Regions from separate parts of the Mus musculus genome. Here region 2 is linked to region 1. A link is a loop called in an ENCODE intact Hi-C map of the cell type or tissue named here. Cell type or tissue: heart. All regions are shown on one strand.

Region 1 (8,000 bases):
GAATTATTTTCTGGCCCTAGAAGTGAAAAAAAAAAGAAAGTCTGGTCCTGGGTGATCTATGAATGTTGCTCTAAGTTAACTTTATCATCTATGGAACAAAACCATAACAACTTCATAAGAATGTTGCCAGGATGGAATTATATACATTCATGGAGTGACTAATGTTGAACTTGGCCCAGAATAGGTCTTAAGTCAATAGAGATGTTTGCTATAATTTTTGTTAGATGGCCTCTTCTTGTGGAGAATTTTTAATATAAAACTCCACTGGAGTACATTTTTTGTACATAGTGATGGGTGTCATGGATAATTTTTGTACAATTATATCATGTACTTCACTATAACTGGTCAATCTCTTTGCCTTTCTTCTCTTTCCTGCCCCTGTCTCACACCCACTTCCATGTCTATGGATTATGCATCTATACAAAATCTAGGATTCACAGGTGAGAGAACATGCAATATTCATTTACCTGAGTCTGGTGTACTTAGCTTAATGATGGTCCCCATTGGCACCTATTTTCCTGTTACTATATTTTTGTTCAACTTTATAATGGAGTAAAACTCTATTGTGTGTATACCATTCTTCTTTCTGCATCTGTTGACAGATGTCTAGCGTGATTCATAACTTGACTATTGTGAATAGTGCTGCAGTAAAGATAAAAGTGCAAGTATCATGGCTGGAAGGATGGCTCAGTGATTGAGAGCATGTGTTCTGGCCCAGGCCCTAGTTCCCAGCACCCATGACTGGCAGCTCGGAACTGCCTGTAACTTCAGTTCCAGAGGATCTGACTCCTTCTTTTGGCCTCTGCAGGCCTCTGCATCCACATGGTGCACATAAACGTATGCAGGTAAACACATATAAATGTACATAAAAATAAATAATTTTTAATGTAAAATGTTCAAGTATCCCTGTGCTGTATTGACTTAAAGTCCTTTGAGACTATACCCAAGAGTAATATAGTAGGATCATAGGTTACATAAACTTTTAGTTTATTAAGGAACTTCTATGGTGATTTCCATAGTAGTTGGCCTAATTTACACTTCTACCAACAGTGTATTAGCTCTCCCTCCTTGAGTCTTTGCCAGCATGTTGTTTCCTTTATGATAGCCATTCTGACAGGCAGTAAATGGAATCTCAATATTGTTTTAATTTTCATTTTCTTGATGAATTATACTGAACATCTTTTTACATATTTATTGGCCATTTGTATCTCACCTTCTGAGAGCTGTGTGTTCGTGTCATTAACCCATTTACTGAGTAGTTTGTTACTTTGCTGTTTAGGTCTTTGAATTTTTAAATAAATTCTAGATACTAACCCTCTTTCAGATGTGTGAAAGATTTCTGTCGTTTTCTGTGGGCTCCCTATTCACTTACTTTCTTTAGGAGCCTTTGGGTTTCATGCAACCCCACCAGTCAATTCTCAGTATTATTCCCAAGCTGCCAGCATCCCTTTCAAATAGTCTTTGCCTATTCCTATACCTCTCAGTTGAAGTGTTTTCGGTTCAGGGTTTGGAGTCATATATCAAGACCTTTGATTCAGGTTGACTGACCTTTGTACAGGATGAGCAATTTGAAACTAGTTTCACTCTTTTACATGTGGATATCTAGTTCCCCACCGTCATTTGGTAGGGAAACTGCCTTTTCTCCAACGAGTGTATTTGGCATCTTTGTCAAATACCAGGTTGCTGTAGCTGTATGGATTTATGCATATGTCTTCTGTTCCACTGGTCTATGTGTCTGCTTTGGTGCCAGTACTATGCAGTTTTGTTACTATGGCTCTACAATATATATTGAAGCTGGGGATGGTGACGCTTCTAGCACTGTTTTTGTTGTGTTCTTGCTGCTGCTGAAGAATCCTTTGGCTGTTTGGGCTTTTAGTACTTCCATATGAGAAAAGGAAATACCTGTTTATTTTACTAAAAAAAAATCACTTATTCTTGCACTTAGTCATAATATGACATCACGTGTTACACACTTCATCTTCATTTAATTATCCTAGATACGAATTACCAAATAAGAGAGCTACAGTGTATCCAGAGCTGCCCTATCCATCAGGAACTTACTAGGGGGTCCCTGTAACTGGTGCAGAGCTAACTCTGGAAAGATTAACCATGTTGTTTCTATGATATTATGACTTAAGATAAATTTTTATCACATCTGTTTTATTTACTCATTATTTGTTTGTGTTTTGTGTGTGCATGCAAAATGCTACCGCGTGCACATGGAAGTCAGAGGACAATTTGTAGGAACTGGTTCTCTCCTGCCATGAGTGTTCCAAGGCTCAAAGTCAGGTCATCAGCTGCCCCAAGCATCTTTATGTACTGAGCCACCTCAGCTGGCCTTGGGATAGCTTTTCCCCCTTTGAGACAGGGACTCTCCACATAGCTCTGTTTGGCCTGAAATTCACTATGTAGACCAGGCTGGTCTCAAAGTCACAGACATTCACCTGTCTCTGCCTCCATGAAATTAAAGTTATGTACTACCACACACCCAGCCTGTGTAATATCTTTCAAATTGGCAGATTAGTGATGACCATGCAATCACAGTAAATTTGTTCATGAGTTCAAATACATGATTCAATGTACAGAAAAGATCCTGCACCTTGGGATAAAACCACTCTACAGCTCCACTTTTAGGGATGTGTTAATTTTTGTGAAAAGGGATAAAATTAATGTCAGAAAACTTCTTCCTTTGAACATTACTTGCACAGAGCAGATGAACCAGAAACAAGTGGTTAAGGTCTTAGGACTCCAGGAAGCACCTCAATAGACCTTAAGAATGTAAATGGACCAGAGAGAAGAATGCTTTGAAGACAGCTCTCAAATGAGCTTCCTTCTTCTCTATGAGAAGAGAAAGGGGATTAGAGAAGAAAGAGTCAGTGATGTTCAAGTTACTTACAAACAAATATGAGCTTCAGGCACAGAAAGAAGCACAGGAGTCTCACATCTCTGCCACGGAGCCTACCTCCTCTCTGTGCTCATGGTAACACTAGAGAGCAAGGAGTGTAGTCTCAGTTGATTGCAGAGGGAGCGGAATCAAAACATGTGGGGGCAGCAAAGAGTCACTCCACTGCTGCCTGGGCCACAGGTAAGCATGAGTCAGGAAGTCAAAGGACTTATTAGGGGCTTTGCCAGGCAACCAGAGTCAGAGACACGATAAAATGAAACAGGCTCAAAACCAGAGCTAAATCAATCATTCATTAAACACGCTCGGAACATTCACATTGGGCGATGCATTGCATTCAGTGTTACGGAAAGAATTACCTCCTGTCAGTTTGAAGGGATGCTGAAATGGAAAGTAACTTATAATATGGTAATATGGTAGAAAAACCATGTGCTGGAGAAGGCATAGGGAGTAATGATCAATCAATCGATCTATTGATTTCTTTCTCTCTCTCTCTCTCTCTCTCTCTCTCTCTCTCTCTATCTCCCTCTCTGTCTCTCTGTCTCTCTGTCTCTCTGTCTCTCTTTCTTTCTTTCTTTCTTTTTTTTTTTTTTTTTTTTTTTTGGTTTTTCCGAGACACGGTTTCTCTGTGTAGCCCTGGCTGTCCTGGAACTCACTATGTAGACCAGGCTGACCTCGAACTCAGAGTGCTGGGATTAAAGGTGTGCGCCACCACTGCCCAGCTCTTTCTTTCTTTTCACTACAGGGTTTCACTGTATAGCCTTGGCTGTAGATCAGGCTATTGTCAAGCCCATAGAGCAGCTCCTGCCTCTGCCTCCCGAGTGTTGGGATTAAAGGCGTACACTACCACCACCAGCACCACCTGGCTGGGAGTGATGTTTACCTAAAATATCTGACTTGAATCTGCGCTAATAGAGGAGGCCTCTAGGAGCATGTGATCTGAAATGCCACCATGAATAAAAATGGAGACAGGTTAGACTGCTCCAGGTTCCAAGTTCAAGGCTGAAAAAAAAAAATGGTTCAATGATTAAGAGCATTGGTTCTTGCAGAGAGCCCAGGGTTCAATTTTCAGCACCCACATGTTGGCTAACAACAATTGGTAACTCCAATTATAGGTGATCCAATGTCTTCTTCTCAGAGGGCACCAGGCACATATGTGGTTAACACACACACACACACACACACACACACAGCAAAACAGCCATTTAAAATTTTTTTCTTTTAATCTTAAAGAGAAAGAAAAAGACTATGAAAAGAACAAACAGATGTTGTAGCACAAGAGTAGTGATGTCCTCACATAAAGCCCTGTAAGGCCCACACTGAGTCACAGAGTAGCAAGAAGCTTTGGATATTTTAATCCACAGGTCAGTGACACTGTCAGATATGTATGGTATAAAGACCCAGAAGGGGCCCAAGAAGATGACTCAGTGGGCAAGCCTAGTGACCTGAGTTTGAGCTTCAGGACTTATATAAAGTGCAAGGTGAGAACCAACTATACACAGTTGTTATCTAACCTCATTCCCTCCCTTCTGCTCTTCCCTCCCATCCCCTCCTCTACTCTCCCCTTCCTCATTCCCTCCCTTCCGCTCTTCCCTCCCCTCCCAAGCCCCCCTCCCCATCGATATGGGAACTTTGCTTGCTTACTCTCTCTTAAACTTTGACCTATAATAAAACGTCTTTTCTGCAACTCATTCTTCCATTGTCTGCGAAAGTCATTCTTTGAGTTCACCAGACAAAATACCTGGAAGCCACTGGACTGCGGAGGTTCGAGGACTTCTGATTATTTGACCCCAGGTCCATGAGCCATGCTCACTGGAAGCAAGAAAGCCTCCTTTGCACAGCTGCCTTTCCCTTATCAGTGTGTTTTAGAACAGCTCTGCAAATGATTCTGCAACACAGGTACATTTTGAAGCCACTGCTCTGCGACAGACACACGGCTACTCAGCACCAAAGAGAGACTGCTGTGTGTCCTGTCCTAAGCCCCCCTGCCCCCAGCTACTCTATAATCCACACGAGTTGTTCACCTGAGCTCTCTAGCGCTGCCATCTTACTCCCCCCTGCCCTACTCTCTTGCACTGGCCTGAGCTGAGCTCTCTTGGGTTCTCACCATGCTCTCTGTCCGTTGCTATCTCCACTAATCTCTCCCACTCCCTTGCTTCCTTGTAGCCCAGGGCCATGTCCAGTTTACATTCTCTTTTTTCTCTGCTCTGGACTCTCCCAGATGCCTCTGTCTGTATCTTTTCTCTCTCTCTCTCACTCTCAATAAAAACCTTCCTCCCAATGTTGGCCCTCTCGGCTACACTGTGATGTTCCTTGATTTCCAGCCGTCCCTTCATTTCCAGGGACTTTTCCATGATCTGTTGGAGTTGTAAGTCCAACTGACTTTTCTTCACCAAGGAATCGTGGTCCCCCCAGATCAAGAGGGTCCCTGGAAACTGAGATGTGTTTACTGGTTCTCGACAAATCAGGCTCACCAACTATGCTGCTGGTTTGCTTGCAAGTAAGCCTTAGTTACTAAGGGAAACAGAATCCTAGAAAGCTAGACTGTGTCAAACCCGACCAGATCCAGGCAAACAGGCGCACGTCATCCATACTATGGAAGACGCCAGGGAGGACGCTGGGGATTCCAGAACATTCCACATGCAGCAGAGCAGTGTAGCTGGCCTGACAGAGCTCGGAAGCTGAACCTGAGAACAGCTTCCTTTAAAGGCAAACTGCTGCTATGGATCATTATACCTGGTATCGATTTTGACTGTGTTTAAACTTCCTGGATTATGAAGTCTTTGAAACAAGCAAAGCTATAATGGGTGCGGGGGTGGTGGGTGAGGGGTGGGGGGGGGGAAGCTTAGCTCTGCCCTCTGTCTGCATTTTTGAAATGGGGACACATGTCACCTTGGGAGCACAATGAGGGTGACAATGACCCTCTGCCCTTCAGGTAAACAGTGCAGTCTCCCATGCCAGTCAGCTCAGGGGAAGACTTGGGGCGACACTTTATAACTTGTTTCACAATGTTAGTGTAATTTATTTTATTTGACCCATAGAAAGTGTACACACCTATGAGGATCCGTGCCAAGCTTGATATACTAATGTGAAAGTTCAAGACAGGGTGAATATTTACCACTTCTTTGTGGTAAAACCATTCAAAATCCTCTTGGGCACCTAATCCCTACACATGAACAACAGAACAGCAGATCTGTTTCATATTCCTGCCTCACTAAGGTAGGCAGCTTGCTGCAGACTCTTGGGATGCCACCCTGGCCCCGTCTCGGTGTCCCTTGACTTGGCTGAGAGGAGGTATATGCATTGGGAAGTGTAGGATCCTACCCCTAGAAGAGGATCTAGCATCATCTAGTTTTAAACAGGGCATCCCTGCCAGGAGCTGCTGACTTTCAACAACGGATATATTTGAGATAAAAATAAATCTGTCTTTGCTTATGGAAGACCCAGAATGATGCTATTCCCAAACTCTACCACTCCTTTGTATGATTTAGTTAACTGCTTAAATATAACTCCATCACAGCAGCAGGGAGGTCGGGACACGGCCATACTGTGAGCGCTTCCCATTCTGGGAACTCGAATGTTCTGTATCTATTTACATAAGGTAATTTATTAGTTTGCTTGTCTATTTCCTTCTGGGGTGGTGAGCCACTGTGAGGACAGAGGCTGTGTCTACTCTCCCTCACAGAGTGCCTGCCATGTGATAGGCACTCAGTAAATATTTGCTGAAATCAAGAAGAGTAAATTTATGTGACATGAGAAGGTCTGCAGAGCTGGGCCTGAATCCCTGAGGACAACCCTGACTACGTACCCTTGTTCAAAAGATCTAAACAGTTTCATTTTGTCAGTCCCCTTAGTCTTTCATCTGACAGCTTTGTCTATAATTCAGGAGTCACTTTGTTCCTTATAGTTTATTCCAAAGGAAAATATGTAAACGGAATAAGAAAAAAAAAAAAAACTCAGCACATTCCACCCGAGTGTTGCAAAAGAAAATGTGTTATCTTTAAATCTCATACAAATTAAATTACATGTTTATCCATCTTAAGTAAATACTAATGTTATAAGTGGATTAAAAGCAAAAAAAGAGATGTAATTTATAATGTTATTAGTTATTATTATAGAAATTGAACCCAGGTTTTCCTGGATTTTAAAAGGCAATGCTAATGTGATTAGTAATACAACATACCAGGAGAACATTCAGACATGGTTGGCTTCAAAGGCCACTTGGAGCTTAAAATATTACCTTTAAGATTCTCTGGAAGAATTTTCCTCTACAACTACATGGCCCACAGCAGCCTAAAGTTCTCTGGAGAGCTTACCCACCATAGAGTAGCATTCAAACCCCACACCAAGAGGAATCTTTCATTAGAATATTGAAAAGAGATGTAATCTATCAGATTAAAATTTACTCTTTTATTCAAGTTAGGAGTTTGATATTTCAAAAATAAGATATTCAAAATTGAAATTTTTTGTAGACATGGGAAAAGTCATGTTAATATTCATGTTTTAAGAGGTCTGTAACAACCAATGCAGCTTCAAAGAAGAATGGAGTTAGAAGTCACATGCTTTCTGACTTCAAAACTACTTACAAGACAACACTAATCAGCATGGTGTGGCACTGATGTAAAGACAAAGATGGAGATCAACAGAATGGAAAAACCCATAAATAAAGCCAGTCAAAAGATTTCCTACAAAGATGCCAAGATTGTTTAATGGGGGAGGGGAGAGTATTGGCAATAGTATTGGGAAACCTGAATATCCGCATATTTAGTAAAATTTAACCCTTACCTTTAAGCAATTACTAAAATTAGCTCAAAAGCAATCAAAATATAAAATCAATGAAAAGCACAAGAAAATTATTTTATAATCATTAATTTGGCAGTTGTTTCTGTTTTTTTATTATTTTTTGCTTCTAAATAGTATATTTTGAACAGTGGTAACTGAGCTGGTAACTGCTCACAAGAGTACAGTGTTTGTCTCCCAATTCTAGGGCTATGGGCATATGCATTCATACCAGTCTTTTTACATAGGTGTTCAGGATTTGAACTCAGGCCTTCATACTTGCAAAGCATCTACCTATCTGTCATCTCCCAGTCTATGT
Region 2 (8,000 bases), 140 kb after region 1:
GTATCCAGACCTTTTATTCTTTCACCACTATACACAGGGCGTTAGGTACAGTGGCTTAGCCTTAGAACGACAAACTTGAAAGAGGAAACATGTTATGAAGGAAAAGTTATGTCTTTCTTTAAAGGTTTTTTTTTTTTTAATGCAGGTTGGTTATCTCTACTCTAAAATGCTGTGACTAAAGATTTCAGGGTTTTCTTTTTTATTCTTGAAATATTCATATATATGTAATGAGATATTTGGAGGGCAGAACCCAAGCCTACATATAAAATTAATTTGTTTCATGGGCTTCTTAGACCTTAGCCTGAAGGTGATTTTATTCAGTGATTTTTTTTTGTTTTGTTTTGTTTTGTTTTTTTTTTGAATGTCTGTTTTAACTTGCCACACGGGCAGATATGGTAGCCTGTCTGGTGTTTGCACACCTGGTGCCAGCTGGTGGTGAAGTTTGGGGGACTTAAGGAACCTTTAAGAGGTAGTGGAGCTTTCCTGAAGGAAGTATGTGGCTGAGGGTGAGCTCAAAGGCTTTAGAGCCCAGCGTATTTGCTTTCCTCTCTGATCCTCATGTTTGGATGCAGGATGCTCAAGCTTCTATGTGCTCAGCCAGCTTCTATGTGCTCAGCCAGCTTCTATGTGCTCAGCCAGCCTCTGTGTGCTCAGCCAGCCTCTGATTCCTGCCTTCTCTGCCTGTTGCCAGAATGGACTCCTCTATCCCTGTGGACGTCAAACCAAGCCTTTTCTCCCCTAAATTGATTCTTCTCAGGGTAATCTGAGCATCACAGGCAGACACTGGAAAAACACAAATCTTAATTTTCTTTAGCTCCTTTATATTCACCGTCCCAGCCTAAATCAAGTCTCCATAGCCACCATTATGGATAATACTAGCTAATACCATGAGTGGACAAATTTAATTTCTAAGTTAATTAACTTGACAGGACTTCGAGTCAGAATGAGAAACAATGCCAGTGACTCCCAGAAGTTTCTACACCCCCCAAAACAAGTGGCCATCCCCCCAAAAGTAGGTGCTTTCCATTTTCTATGGCAGCAACTCTGTCAGTGGTGATACTGGCAGTTTCATAGGAAATTAGACAAAAATGACTGTGTCAGCCTAGATACATTGCACTAAATAAAACTTCTCTGATCAAGTTTTGTTTAGCAGAACTTTTTTTTAAGCCTGGAAGTGGGAAAGAGGCATAGTCAGGACATTTGCTAACACGACTTTATTTTACATTGTTTAGTCAGTCAGCTCTTGGCCAGGACTAACTCTGTTGAATAAACCTACTTAAGATGATCCACATCCCTTCTCCAGACAGGATCCTGGCTCTATGCACTTCCTGTTGCGATTGTGGAGAGAATAGAACAGGTAACTAACTATACGTGGAGATGTTAGTAATCCATAATAAGGCATTAAGGGCACAGCTTCATATATGCATTTGAACAAAGAATTTAGACTGGGTCTATGGAAGGCTGAGAATTTTCATTTTAGAATTTTAGTGATTAGTGAGCAAATAAAATTTAAAGAGACTTCTTAAAGAGATAAAGTTACCTATCTTGTGCTTTTTGGTTTTATATTTTTAAAAGCACGTATTCTGAGAGGACAAGAAAAATCTTTATCCATACTGCAGTAACAGTTTCATCTATACAACACTTCATATTTTAAGGTAATAACTTGGCTGGGAAAACCTGTGAACCTGTCACACCTGGGGAATACTCTGTGTTAAAATAATGACCACAGAGCCAGGAGAGATTGCTCAGGGGTTGAGAATTCCTATTGTCCTTCCAGATGACCCTAGCTCTGCTCCAAGCACCCACACTGTGGCTCAGAACTACCTGTAACTCTAGCCCAGGGGATCCAACACCCTCTTCTGACTTCCATGGGTACCAGGTACTCGTGCGATATACATACCTTCAGACAAAACACACATACACATCAAAAGATGATTTCATAAACAGCATGAAAGCATGTCAACATCTTAGCAGGGTGGGAGACAGCTTTCTGTTTATGCCTTAGCATCTTCTTTTTTTTTTTTCCATTTTTTATTAGGTATTTAGCTCATTTACATTTCCAATGCTATAGCAAAAGTCCCCCATATCCACCCACCCCCACTCCCCTGCCCACCCACTCCCCCTTTTTGGCCCTGGTGTTCCCCTGTACTGGGGCATATAAAGTTTGCCTTAGCATCTTCTAATAGAATTTAAAGACCATGTTCCCAAGAAAACACTCAGTGTCACTCACATTCAGCCCTAGAAACTGAATTCCTCCTGCGATCAGCTCAACTGTGTAATGAGATCTTAAGCTTTGGCTCTTTGAGGTAAAGGACTCTCGTGATCATGTCGGCTTCAGCTGAGTCTGATGGGCATGGGGAGGCTAACACCCAATTGTCTTTAGCCGTGTCCTACGTGGTTCCCAGCCTCACTGATGGCAGATTTTTGTAAGGAACACTGCATCATGCTAAGTCTGAACATGGATGAAGACCAGAGAGTCAGAGAAGCCGGGCATCCGAATGTCTTAAATAGACACACAGTTTAGCTAATATAGTTATAGTCAAATGACGCCTATTTACATAGACTCCTACTAAAACACGGTGTGCAGGTTAGAACTACACACTCACTCAACTAACAAGCAGAAGTAATGACGATGGAACACACTCACCTAACTTAAAGTAGTATACATGCAAATTTCACATGATTGAAAGGACCTAGTCAGTCTCCAGAAACACATCATGATTTTCATCTGTCCAATGAGATATATAAAGATACTTAAACTTTAGTTAAATAATGAATATTTACATACTAAAAAAGCTTTCGCCTTTAAAGTCTGCCTATTCAGCCCTCCATTTAACCTTCTGCAGCATATTCTTATTTAAAATTTTCAAGATTAAGCGCTTTTCCTTGAGGACGGCCACCTGCCCAGCTGAGCCTTAACACCGGTGCTCATTCTGCAGTGATAGCCCAGGAACACATGGGGGAGGGGAGAGCCGAAGTTCTCCGTCTGCTCCACACACTTGATATTTACAAGCAAATGATAGGTCCTGCTGGATTTTCAGGAAAAAAAGAAAAATCCAAAATACTCTGAATACTTCTGGAAAATTAAGGTTATAAGTCATAGAATAGTAACACAGAATTTTTATATCAACAAAGCTGGCTGACGCTCGTGTGTTCCCTCTTCTTCAGCGTGTATGTGAGATACACTATAATAGAGATATAGTTTAATATAAGCAAAAATTATATTTTAATTTTATGCTTTAAAATGATCATCTCAGCTATTTTGTGGTATTATTAATTCAACGTAAGTCTAAAAGATTTTAACTGCCTTAATGAAATTGCAAATTTTCCTTCAATGTATGAAGAAGGTATCTTAAAGTGTGTATTAAAGATTAGGGCCTGTGAGTCTGCTTACTGGGCAAAGGCACCTATGTGCAAACTTGGTGACCTGAGATTGACCCGCAGAATCCACACAAAGGAGAGATGGGCTCCACAGGGCTCTCCTCTGAACTCCACCAAGTGTTCTCCTCCCCGCTGCCCCTCCACTCTCCAAATAAAAAATTGTGTGAGAATAAAAACAATTTTCTTAGAAAACTGGTGTATTCTCATGTTCACAAATTCTCCATATTTTGCAAGGTTGCTGGCTTCTTTGTTGTTTTCTGATTTTTGTTTGTTTGTTTGTTTGTTTGTTTGTTTTCGGGAGGGGTTGTTTTGTTTTGATGCAAGGTTTCTCTATGTTGTCCTGTGTAGTCTGGGATTCCTCCTTCTACTGCCTCCTCAGTACTGGGATTAAGGTATGTTATACCATGTCCAGCTACAATGGTTACTTTTTCATTACACTATTCTTTCACAGTTATTGTCATTCTTCTATCAAGAAGAGGTTTTTCCTTCCTCCTCTTTCCCTTTCTTTTGCTTTTCTTCATTCTTAAAAACAGGATCAATTCAAACTCTCCTCAAATTCCCAACTCTCCGGCCTCAGGCTTCTAAGTACTGAGCTTGCAGGTGGGCCTGTGCCACCTCACCGAGCCTTTCCTTTTGAGTACCACTCTGGTGCCTTTGTGTCTGAAGGGCTATGGTTCTTTGGTATTTGTAGGTTTTGTCCCCCGCCCCTTTTGGAGGGTCTTGCTGTGTAGCACTGGATGATCTACAACTCAGTACGAATACCAGGCTGGCTTCGGATTTGTGGCGATCTTCCTGCCTATGCGTCCGGAGACTGGAATTATAGGCAAGAACCACCAGCCTAGTTTCCCACACTTTAGCCAGCCTCTGTGAAGAAGAAGCCCCCCAGGGACACTTCCAGGGGAGGCGCATCTCAGCCGCACAGCAGTCCTGTCCTCAGTTGCTCTCTGCATGGGGGAGTTCTGACCACTACTGACAGCAGGTCTTAGGCACCGCTTACTGTTATGTTTTCAAGTATCTAGTCTACCATTGCATAATCCCCTTCCCATCCCATTTTCTGCCTGAAAGAGGGCAAAAAGCACGACAGACAACTGATGAAATTTTATTTTCACTTAGATACATTTTAATAATGGATTTTTTCTATATTCGCGTTCATCCACATATGGTTAAAAATTAAGGACTTTTCCAAAAGGAAAAAAAAAAAATAGATTTTTACACCAATGCACACTAGTGCTCTAACCTGAATACATTTGTCCATCCGTGGCTGGTGCTTGCACGCCATCTGGTGGCTACCTTGCTCTCTGCAGCATAGGATTTTATCAGCTATGTCAATGGCCCATCAGCCTGACATAACAAATACCCAATAGAACACCTGCTTAGAGGCTATAGAATGCCAAAACACACAACGTTATTACATGCACAACACATGCTTTGAAATGCATAGATGGTTCCTTTCTACTGTGCTCAATTACTCTCTAATAATGAAAACATTGAAAGTAAAAAATTAAAAAAAAAAAAAAAATCCAGGGGCTGGCGAGATAGCTCAGTTGTTAAGAGCACTGGCTGTTCTTCCAGAGGACCTGGGTTCAGTTCCCAGCACCCTCATGGCAGTCTCACCCAGACATGCAGGCAAAACATCAATGCACATAAAAAACAAATAAAACTTTTAAAAAATAATAACTTTTTTTTTTTTAAAGAAAATCCAAAATGTGGCTATAGCTCAGTTGGTAGCATGCTTGACTATCGTGCATGAAACTCTAGACTTCAATACACAGTAATAACTAAAATGGGACATGGTGGCACACATCAGTAATTCCAGCACTCCAGATTATAAGGATTGTAAATTCAACGTCATGCTGGCTACCTAATGAGTTTGAGGCTGCCGTAGGCAACATGAGACCTGTGTCAAAAAAGAAGAGTCTGGTAGTCCTTGACTAATTTTTAAAAGTTAAGACAGAAACAAATTTCTTCAGGCATTTTCATCGAAATTTTGTTCTTATGTGTGCCCGTCCCACCGCTCTTCCCTGCCCCCACCCCACTCCCTCCCTCCTTTCTTTTGCTAATCTCTCTCCTTTACCCACAGTCTCCTTTCTGCTTTCATGCCACATGCATTCTATTATTCTTTTACCCCCTCCAACCTCCCTTAAGATCTCATCTTCCAGTCGGAGGGCGGCGGGGTTAGCGGGCAGGGGGGTGGCGGGTGCCAGACTGTGGTTGCAGCTCACCTCTGGCTGCTGTGCAAAGGCCTCGTCCTCACCCTCCAGTCCTCACTGTAGCCTACAGGGTCCCGGAGTGGTCCCACTGCTCCAGCACCCCAGGCTCAGTGCCCGCAGACAGCGGGAACCTCAGCAAACACATGTGGACTTGTTACCAGGACATGTCTAGGCTTGGTGCATGACATTCTGCCCCGAAGTCTGCAGCCTCCTTAACCCAGCAGCCATCTACGCCAACCGTGACATCAGTCAGAGTAACTTTGAAGTCTGTGACTCTGACTATGACTGCACACTGACGCAATATGCGGATGTGGTTCACCCTGAGGTCGTCAGTGTCTCCCGGAACATCCTGATAGATCCCCTGCGAGGATCCGGAAGAATGACAAGGACCCCAGCTTTGACATCCTTGGCCTTTCCACTTTGACACTCAGAAGAGTTCTCTGATGAAAATTGATGCTTTTCATTATGTACAATTGGAAAGAGCCTATAGGGACCTCCATCCTGAGCTGGATGAAGTGACTGACCTTAGACGGTGGCACCCAGCATTTGCCACTATAACAGATGCGCGGCTTTACGGCAAGGGCCCATCCATCAAGCAACTCATGGACATCTCACTACCAGAGATGCCACTGCTGTCCTGTATGGTAAACTACTTTCTGAGCCACGGCCTGGAGTTTGACCAAATTCACCTGCCTCTACAAGAATGTGAGAGATGGCACCCAGAATGTGCAAGGTCTTCTGTACCCACGGATTGAGCGAGGCACGGCAAAGTACATCCTGAGAGGGGATGAAACATTTGCAGATCTGAGCTGCATGGTAGCCGTGTAAAAACAGCTGTTCCTCATCACGAAAAGTCCCTTCAACTTTGTAGACAACGGCACGCGGTACTTGCTAGGTCCCGATTGGCCCCAACTCTTCGATGTAGTCATCATGCAGGCAGACAAGCCCAGCTTTTTCGCTGACTGGCAGAATATTTTTGGAAAGCCTTATGAGAAGGGATCCCTCCCCTGGGACTGTGTCATTTGCCTGGAAAAGGGCAACATCTATCTTCAGGGAAACCTTTTGACTTTCTTTGTCTGACAGAACGGCAAGTGCTGCGTGTGTTCAAGTTTGATGACTACCTCTACAGTAACATAGCAGATCTCACGCTGCGACCTGGCAGGCACCCAGGAGCCTTCATCTCTGAGGTAGAGCGTGAGATCTGCATCATCAACACACAACAGTACGTGCACTTGTTGGCCACAGGTGCTCACTGGATAACCAGAGCTGGTGCAAACTTGCAGGATGCGGAGTCAGTCGCGGCAGGTTCTGGCTGTCTGGATGAAGGAGCCGCAAGAATCAAGATGCATCACCCTATTCAACGCTCGGTTTGTGAGCGTCTCCCGCACCTTCCATAACCCACTTCTCCAGGAACCACGTATGCTTCTCTGACCCGCGCATGGCCTCCCTCAGCTGTTTGCTCACTACCGTGTGTTCACTTTCTGCCCATGCCGCATATCCCTACAGCCTGAGGCGCGCCTCTAGATGGACCAGCTCTGCATTGGCTACATGAAGACACCCATTCTTGATGGAAAACGGTCCACATCCACTGTCTTGGACAGATCATTCCTTTTAGCCTCAGCCGCCTTGACAAGCATCAAAAGTAGTCTCTTAAAAAAAAATCTCATTTTCCTCTCCCATGGTCCACTTCAAGTTTCATATCTCTCTGTCTCTGTCTCTCTCTCTTTCCCTCTCCCTCTCTTTCTCTTTCTCTCTCTCTGTGTGAGTGTGTGTGTGCCTCTTTCTCCATATAAGACACACCCACTTCACAGAAAATGTATTTATTACTCTGAGTGTTAGCTCATTGCACTTAACATGATGATTTCCAGTTGTGTCAATGAATTTCATGTCAGAGGACAACTTTGTAGTGTCTATTAGCTTCCTCTGGAAATTCTCCATCAAGCACCTCTACCTAGCAAGCCATCTTGCCCAATTTACATTTTCTTTACATTTGAGTAAAATTCCATTGTGCTTGTACCAGATTTTCCTCATTTATCTGTGAATAGTGCAGCAGTATTAAATGATAGGCAAATATCTCTGAGGTAGGACTTAAGAGTTCCTTGGGATATACCCAGGAGACCTGCAGCTAGGCTGTGTGGTCTATCTTGATTTCCACAGTGGCTGCTCTAGTCTGTAAGGACACTGCTGTCACCACATCCTCATTGACATTTCAAACATTTGTTACCATTTGTTTTCTTGATAGTAGCAATTCGAACTGGGTGAGATGTCATCATAGAGCAATTTTAACATGCACTTCTCTGATGACTAAGAATGACAAACTTTTTTTTTCAAATATTTACTAGCCATTTGTAGTTCTCTTAAAAGTGTCTGATAAGTTCATTGGCCCATTTATAGATTGGATTACTTATA

Evidence for each region. A loop is a pair of places that touch in the nucleus more often than their neighbours do. Peaks named below come from ENCODE experiments on the same cell type or tissue, not always from the same donor. Only the 100,000 strongest peaks of a DNase experiment are listed, where the experiment ranks them.
Region 2: a loop joins it to region 1, with 5 times the contacts of the local background. A loop is called at or near these places in 8 of 42 quality-filtered maps.

What each region holds. Positions count from the first base shown.
Region 1 is chr9:79,863,139-79,871,138 of GRCm38, forward strand. The region is part of intron 2 of Filip1 (filamin A interacting protein 1); the gene reads right to left. Among named protein-coding and RNA genes, the nearest start is that of Gm35261, 60 kb to the right of the region's middle. In heart, a CTCF peak has its summit at 3,050; no DNase peak of the experiment used is centred here.
Region 2 is chr9:79,998,293-80,006,292 of GRCm38, forward strand. It overlaps a transcript of Filip1 not described here and the pseudogene Gm8131. Among named protein-coding and RNA genes, the nearest start is that of Filip1, 24 kb to the left of the region's middle. In heart, no CTCF peak of the experiment used is centred here; a DNase peak (open chromatin) is centred at 4,669; H3K27ac peaks cover 322 bases.